3 separate regions of the Homo sapiens genome follow, and regions 1 and 2 are each linked to region 3. The links are chromatin loops, found by intact Hi-C in ENCODE. Cell type or tissue: endothelial cell of umbilical vein. All regions are shown on one strand.

The links. A loop is a pair of places that touch in the nucleus more often than their neighbours do. Peaks named below come from ENCODE experiments on the same cell type or tissue, not always from the same donor. Only the 100,000 strongest peaks of a DNase experiment are listed, where the experiment ranks them.
Region 1: it touches region 3 in a loop (7-fold over the local background); 2 of 110 quality-filtered maps call a loop at or near these places.
Region 2: a loop joins it to region 3, with 5 times the contacts of the local background. A loop is called at or near these places in 2 of 110 quality-filtered maps.

What each region holds. Positions count from the first base shown.
Region 1 is chr4:89,548,992-89,551,491 of GRCh38, reverse strand. It overlaps LOC124900855, which reads left to right and starts at 168. Exons shown (of 5, transcript XR_007058464.1): 1 at 168-432. It overlaps LOC105377329 (a long non-coding RNA gene), which reads right to left and starts at 102. Exons shown (of 4, transcript XR_007058469.1): 1 at 1-102. In endothelial cell of umbilical vein, no CTCF peak of the experiment used is centred here; a DNase peak (open chromatin) is centred at 1,421; H3K27ac peaks cover 1,183 bases.
Region 2 is chr4:89,537,874-89,540,373 of GRCh38, reverse strand. It overlaps LOC124900855, which reads left to right. Exons shown (of 5, transcript XR_007058464.1): 4 at 140-466; 5 at 1,988-2,166. Among named protein-coding and RNA genes, the nearest start is that of GPRIN3, 230 kb to the right of the region's middle. In endothelial cell of umbilical vein, no CTCF peak of the experiment used is centred here; DNase peaks (open chromatin) are centred at 113, 713, 1,263 and 2,013; H3K27ac peaks cover 2,500 bases.
Region 3 is chr4:89,488,411-89,490,910 of GRCh38, reverse strand. No RefSeq gene overlaps it. Among named protein-coding and RNA genes, the nearest start is that of GPRIN3, 180 kb to the right of the region's middle. RefSeq lists an enhancer at 742-1,334. In endothelial cell of umbilical vein, no CTCF peak of the experiment used is centred here; a DNase peak (open chromatin) is centred at 1,460; H3K27ac peaks cover 1,608 bases.

The DNA.
Region 1 (2,500 bases), 61 kb before region 3:
AGTTTTTCTTACATGATGCCTGCTGTACATACCCCCCAGTCATTCCTCTTTAGAGAAATTGCTGAAATGTCATGTTTGCCAATGAGAGGCAGACAGAAATCTGAGTGCCAGCTAAAAATTCCGGAACAATATTGTCATTCTAAAAGCCAAGCATATTGTTCTATTGCAAAAGTTCTAGTCCAAAGTAAGGACAATTTTTCCCAAGTGATTGAGTGGAGCAGCAAATGCCTGTGAAAATAGTAGATATAAAAATATCAGCAAGAGCCAAAATTACAAGACTGTTTCTGAAAATATTCCGAAAGAATGTTTAGAAAACATCTTTTTCCAGGTAGACAGAGAGTTTGTGAGGCTGCATCATTGGCATCATTTTATCATCACCATCCCGCTCAGGAGCTCAAGAAGAGGGGAACTGAGTCAGTTAGAATTACAGAGGTAGGGAAAGTTGAATAATGGTTATATTGCTACATCATCTGTACCCTAGGCTGCAGGAGCTAGACCAAAGAAGTTGCTCCTCCTCTAGCCTCAGTGGAAAATGAATGCCTATTTATAGTCTCACTAATGTATAATATAATTACCATAGGAGCAAGCTATCAGGTGTTAATGCTGAAAAAAATGTTTCTGTGCTATAATGTCAAGTTTTAAAATGCAATTTCTAAAATTATAACAAAAGTTGAACAATTAAACTTTATTTAATAACAGTTCAGATTTTTGTTTTTACATGTTGTTTCTATAACATGACATCCATGTTGACCAACTGTCGACTTTAACATTTTCAGCATTCAGCAAAATGTGTATTCAATACACCTCTACTGAATTTGATAAAGATTTGTTTTCTTTTTGTTGAGATGCTGTTCTATTTCTATGTTGAAATTAAATTTTATATTTTTATATTTGAAAATTATATAATATTCCTAGGGAATCCTTTTCCACCCTTTCAAGTACTTTTAAAAAGCACTCTTAAGATTCAATCCCTCAATTATCCATTTTGGAGTTAACACAAGCTTCCATAAATTTTTTAAAAATCTATTTTATTATTGGAAATATGCACTCTGATTTCAGACCTTGTATGGACTTATTTTGGTTTTGAAACTTTTATCAAAATATATATTTTTACCTTCTGTAGACTGCATAGTTTGTACAAAGTTCTATTCTTATATTTTGTTACTATAGACAAAAAGTCAAAATTACATTTTGAATATATGGCTTTACTAACTAAATATGGACAAAAGAGAAATAATGAACCTGTGAGAGAAATGGAATGTTTGTGTGATGGGCCAGATGCTGCTGTGTTCATTTGCACAATGAGCCCTGACTCACTTGTTTATTAGAAGCAGGTACACATCTAGGCAGTGGCTTATGTCCATTTAAAGGCAGTTATTAGAAACAGCTAGAAAATAATTCATAACTCTCAAGAAAGAAATTAGAAAAGAATGCCAGATGGAAATGAATCACATGAAGGGCAAAGGGCATCAGGGTAAATTATAAACATAGTGCAATTTGCCAGTTTAAGCAGGAAACAAAAAGAGAAAGGAAAAAGAAAGCTTTCGGACACAAAGTAAAACTCTGTTGTCCAAAGTGAGATTCTTTCAAGTTAAAATGTGATTATCCCATAAACAGCTAAATGACCCTAAATATAGCAGTTTTATTGATTTATATATTTAAATTAATTATGGCTCATGCCTGTGATCTCAGCACTTTGGGAGGCCAAGGCAGATGGATCACTTGAAGTCAGGAGCTTCAGACCACCCTGGCCAACACAGTGAAATCCCATCTCTCCTAAAAATACAAAAATTATCAGGGTGTGGTGGCGCACACCTGTAGTCCCAGCTACTTGGGAGGCTAAGGTGGGAGAATCGCTTGAACCTGGGAGGCAGAAGTTGCAGTGAGCCGAGATCGTGCCACTGCACTCCAGCCTGGGTGACAGAGTGAGACCCTGTCTCAAAAAAATAAAAGACAAAAATGTATATATTTATTATATACAACATGATTCGAAATACATTTACATTATGGAATGGTTAATAAAGCTACTTAACATACGCATTATATCATATACCTTTTTTGGTAATAAGAATAATTAAATCTACTCTCTCGGTGACTTTTCAAGAATACAATGCATTGTCATTAACTGTAGTTAACCATGTTGTAAAAATAGGACTCTTGAACTTATTCTTCCTAATTGAAATTTTGGATCCTTTGGCAACATTTCCCTAACTCCCCACCCTTTCCAGCCACTGGTAACCATCATTCTACTTTCTACTTGTATGAGTTCAACTTTTTTAGATTCCATATGTAAGTGAGATCATATAGTTATTTGTCTTTCCGTGTCTGGCTTATTTCACCTAATATGATGTCCTCTGGTTCATCCATATTGTTGCAAATGACAAGATTTCCTTTTCTTTTAAGGCTGAATAGTATTCAGTTATGCATGTACATGACATTTTATCTGTTCAGCTGCTGATGGACACTTAGGTTGTTTCCACCTCTTGGCTATTGTAAATAG
Region 2 (2,500 bases), 49 kb before region 3:
AATCAGCATTTGGTTTTCACTCAGAGGTCATCACCAGGGAAACTGTCAAAGTCAAGACAGGAAAAGAACAACCCCAATTAAATGAGTCATTTGACTGAACTTTTCTTTGCTTCTCACTTCTCTGTTCTTAACCCACCAGGAGAAAAAGAGCTTCAGGAAAGGGAGGATGGGGAAGAGTTTCTGCAACAGATCTTGATACTTTTCAATTCCAAGTCTTATGAGCCAAAATCTTGTTGCTGATGGAAGGAAGAGAAAGATTTAAATTGGATATAAGCTAGCTAGGTTGATGTCAAATAGCTGAGAGTGATGAGAAAGAATGGGATTTCCTTTAGAATGTCACTAAGGGATAGAAATGAAAATTCTACAGAACAGTTGAAGGAAATGACTTTTAAAAGAAAAAGAGAAACAACTTCATATCTGTGTCTCATCAAATTCACATCATTCATTAATCTGGCTACACATTGTTGTAAGTAATTCATATTTAAATTAGTTCGTCTAATCCTTTCCTCACTTAGTTTTCTGATGTGAAGTCACAGTGGAAATGGAACTGCTGATTAGGGAAGGCACAGAATAATTTTGAGGTATGAATGTAGTTTGGGTGAGACTGCCTGGATAATAATAATCTTGAGTCAGAGTTACCATGTGGCAGGCATTTTATGAGAATCTTTGGGAAAACTCACAACTTTGCAAAGTCACTGTTATTTACCCCAGCTTGCATGTTAGGAAAGCGCATCAGTGAAATCGTGTGACTCATCTAAATAAATCAGTCTAAGATAAGGACCTCAGATAGAGGGCATAATTACAAGGCCATTCTGCAGTCATTACACATATCATGTGGCCTCCAGAGGGGAGGAGGGCAAGGGTATTTTGGTGGTGATAGTGGGGAGAAAGAGAAGAGGAGGTGAAAACCCAGAAGAGAAAAAGAAAATAAACAGGATAAGTAGGAAGATGCTAGAAATAACATTTTACAACTTTACACTTACGGCTAAGGATGACCTGAAATATTTAACTTCGTAAAGGTTTATCCATGGAAAATCAAAGTACTAACTTTAAAACACATAACATTTTTGTGCCTTACCATTATCAATCTACTCTTGGTTCTATATAAATGTCTATGTTTTTCAGAAAGGAACTTGTATAAAACTAATATTTAATCACAAAACTTGCTCCAAGAAAGGTCAGTGTTTTAGTTCAGATAAGCTGTTTATTTCCATGTTTGGGAAGACCCAAGCCAAAAAACCAGAATGGAAAATGGAATGTAGCCCTAGTTCTTCCTGTGACTCGGGTTTATTGCAAGGATTTCCTTTCACTGGAAAACATCAGACATAACAATATTCAAGTATGCTCACATAAATACATTACTCAGCAGAGATAACATAAAATTATACACAATTGTGAAGAAACTTAACCTCCACTATCTTTCACTAATGCAGACTTATGAAGCCCTTTAAGTTCTTTTATATGAATACAATATAAAATATATTGGAATACCATTATTCTTTCTCCAGTGCCTAACCTCTTCCAAATGTCTGCATGCAAACACAGAACTGATAGATTGTATGTCCTCAGTGTGTATGCATACGTGCACACATGTTCATATATTTACATGTGCATGAATGGAAGATTCTAAATCAAGTGACTCAAGAGCTGAATATATCTCTGCTTTAGTATTTACTGAGTTACACTGATAAAACCTAGATGCCATACCAGAAGGAACTTCCATTAATGCACAATCACCTTCAGATATTTTCTATAATCTGACCATGAAAATAAACACCACTTCTAAAGGTAAGGCCCAAAGTGATTCAAGGTGAACCTTAAGAAAATAAAAAAAATTGTCATAATTAAACCAGGTGTCTAAAATATAGCCTGTATGTTCTGTTCAAACTATACTTCCCTGTTTAATTTACATGGAATTTTTCTAAAATGCTAAGTACTCCCTTTGTGTCTGCCCATCACAATAAAACAATTTGTTCTCTTAATCTAGGAACATGAGGACATGAGCAATAGAGGAAACCTGGAGGAAGAGGGTGTGGCATGTTGAAATTTAAAAAGAAGCAATGTGTATTTGCAAGTCAAACCAATATAATAAAACCAGTGGTTATTTTTTAATGTTTTCAATCATTGGAATATACATGAATTTTCACAATAAAGTGTGCTAAAGTATTCATATCTTTTAGACCATTATTTGTCCTCCAGTAAGAAATCTACAAAAAAAAAAATTGACTTTTATTTGAAACAACAGTACATCTGAGAATCCAAAACAGTGTATCTCCATGTCGCTCCAGCACTCTAATATTGAAGTGTTTCAACAGGATGTTCTTTCAAAAACAAAGGGGGAAATAGTCCACATATTGACTAGAAATATGTTTGGCAAATGTGGGAGAATAATCTATTACAGTGAATTAATCAGGGAATTAATTTTATACATAACAAGACAGCTAGAGGTAAGCCAAGAGTTGGTGCAGGTGTTAAAAGAAACAAAAACTGAAGCTCCTTC
Region 3 (2,500 bases):
GGCCCCACCCACATCCTGCTGATTGGTAGAACCCAGTGGTCTGTTTTGACAGGGCACTGATTGGTGCGTTTACAATCCCTGAGCTAGACACAAAGGTTCTCCACCTCCCCACCAGAGTAGCTAGATACAGAGTGTCCATTGGTGCATTCACAAACCCTAAGCTAGAAACAGGGTGCTGATTGGTGTGTTTACAAACCTTGAGCTAGATACAGAGTGCCGATTGGTGTATTTACAATCCCTGAGCTAGACATAAAGGTTCTCCAAGGCCCCACCAGAGTAGCTAGATACAGAGTGTGGATTGGTGCATTCACAAACCCTGAGCTAGAAACAGGGTGCTGATTGGTGTGTTTACAAACCTTGAGCTAGATACAGAGTGCCGATTGGTGTATTTACAATCCCTTAGCTAGACGTAAAGGTTCTCCAAGTCCCCACCAGACTCAGGAGCACCCAGCTGGCTTCACCAGGTGGATCCCGCACGGAGGCTGCAGGTAGAGCTGCCTGCCAGTCCCGAGCAGTGCACGCCAGCACTCCTCAGCCCTTGGGTGATCGATGGGACTGGGTGCCGTGGAGCCGGGGGCAGCGCTCGTGGGGGAGGCAGGAGCCCACGGAGGAGCGGGGAGGCTCAGGCATGGCGGGCTGCAGGTCCCGAGCGCTGCCCCGTGGGAAGGCAGCTAAGGCCCCGCGAGAAATTGAGCACAGCAGCTGCTGGCCCAGGTGCTAAGCCCCTCACTGCCGGGGGCCGGCGGGGCCGGCAGGCCGCTCCAAGTGTGGGGCCTGCCGAGCCCACGCCCACCTGGTACTCGCACTGGCCTGCAAGCACCACGCGCAGCCCCGGTTCCCGCCCGCGCCTCTCCCTCCACACCTCCCTGCAAGCTGAGGGAGCCAGCTTCGGCCTTGGCCAGCCGAGAAAGGGGCTCCCACAGTGCAGCGGCGGGCTGAAGGGCTCCTTAAGTGCCGCCAAAGTGGGTGCCCAGGCAGAGGAGGCGCCCAGAGCAAGCGAGGGCTGTGAGGACTGCCAGCATGCTGTCACCTCTCACCCCGACCCCCATCCCCCCAGGTTAAACCCTGCCTTCAAGCCTAAAACAGCCTGAGGACTGAAAAACTGAACTGCCAGTCCCGGATGAAGCCCGCCCTTTCCCCACCGCCCTGCAACCCCCCCACCCCCACTAACACCCTCCCCACCCCGCCACCACACCCCCTCCCACACCACCCCTTATTCTTTCTGAAGACGGAAAGAGAAGCTGTGCACTGAGAGGCCGCGGTGGGGCATCGGGAAGTTCCACTGTTTGCAGGGAGGAGAAGCCTGGCCTAGGCTCTCCTGTTCCGGGGTGGTGACCTGGGATTCAGTCTGTGAGATGGAGGCCTGTTAACAGGAACTCCTATCGCTTTGCTGAGTTTTTTTTCCTTTTCGCCCAATACATTTCGTTCCCCCTCACCCTTCAAAGTGTCTGCGAGCCTAATCTTTCCTGGTCGTGTCACAGGAACCCACTGTTTTCCTACAATATCTATACAAACAAACTCATAAATCATGTGGCTTCCGCTGGTCTTTTGAAAAAAGAGCAAATTAACTTGAAACTAAATGTTAACATTTTAAACAACCAATTAGAAACTAGTATTGAAAATTAGTTGTTTGGTTAAGACAAGCTGTATGTTCTATAAAGTAATGATTGATTTTGTCATTTTGGGAGAAAAATGTTTAAAAAGAATTGGTCCCTTGGTATGTAAATACTAAGTTCCAGAGAAAAAACATAGTCTAAAATTCAAGAGCTGAGTAGCACTGTGTTGAATTTTACTGTTTTCAATTATTAACAAATTCTTATTTTTAGTTACTCTCAAAATTTGTTAAGACACTAAACAGTATAGTGTAGCAAATGTTTCAAAGTTAATGAGAATTATTAATGGTAATTTTTATCATATGCCCTCCCTACAATGCTAGTAGATTAATAACTAAATACGGAAGTTACCCACAGCTTGGCTGCCAGGAAGAATTATATAAACTAATTAACAGAAAACCTTGCGGGAAACTGGTCTCATTAAAAATCTTGATAAAAGAGGGGAAAGATGCCATAAAGAAAAAAAAAAACAGATTTTCCTACATATAACCATTGTTTCTTTGTAATGAAATATATCGTAACCAAAATAAAAGGTAAAAGGCTAATAAAATATTTTCAGAAAAAAACATGAAAGGATAAAATGCAAGCACATATAAGGAAAAATTAGTAAACAAAAAATTGAAAAAGTAAATAAAATTTTCATTAAAATTTGGAAAACATACCTAATAAATATACACAGTGTAAAATAAGGTAATAATTTATGCTAATGTGTATAATAAATGTGTATAATAAAATAATTTATGGTAATGTGTATATGTACATTGATATCATTTTAGAAACCATTTTTATTCTGGGTTCCAAAAATTACATAAAAGTCTCCTTCAATGCAGTAATCTCACTCTAGGGAATTTTCCTAAAGATTATCTAAAAGAACTAATATATTTCTA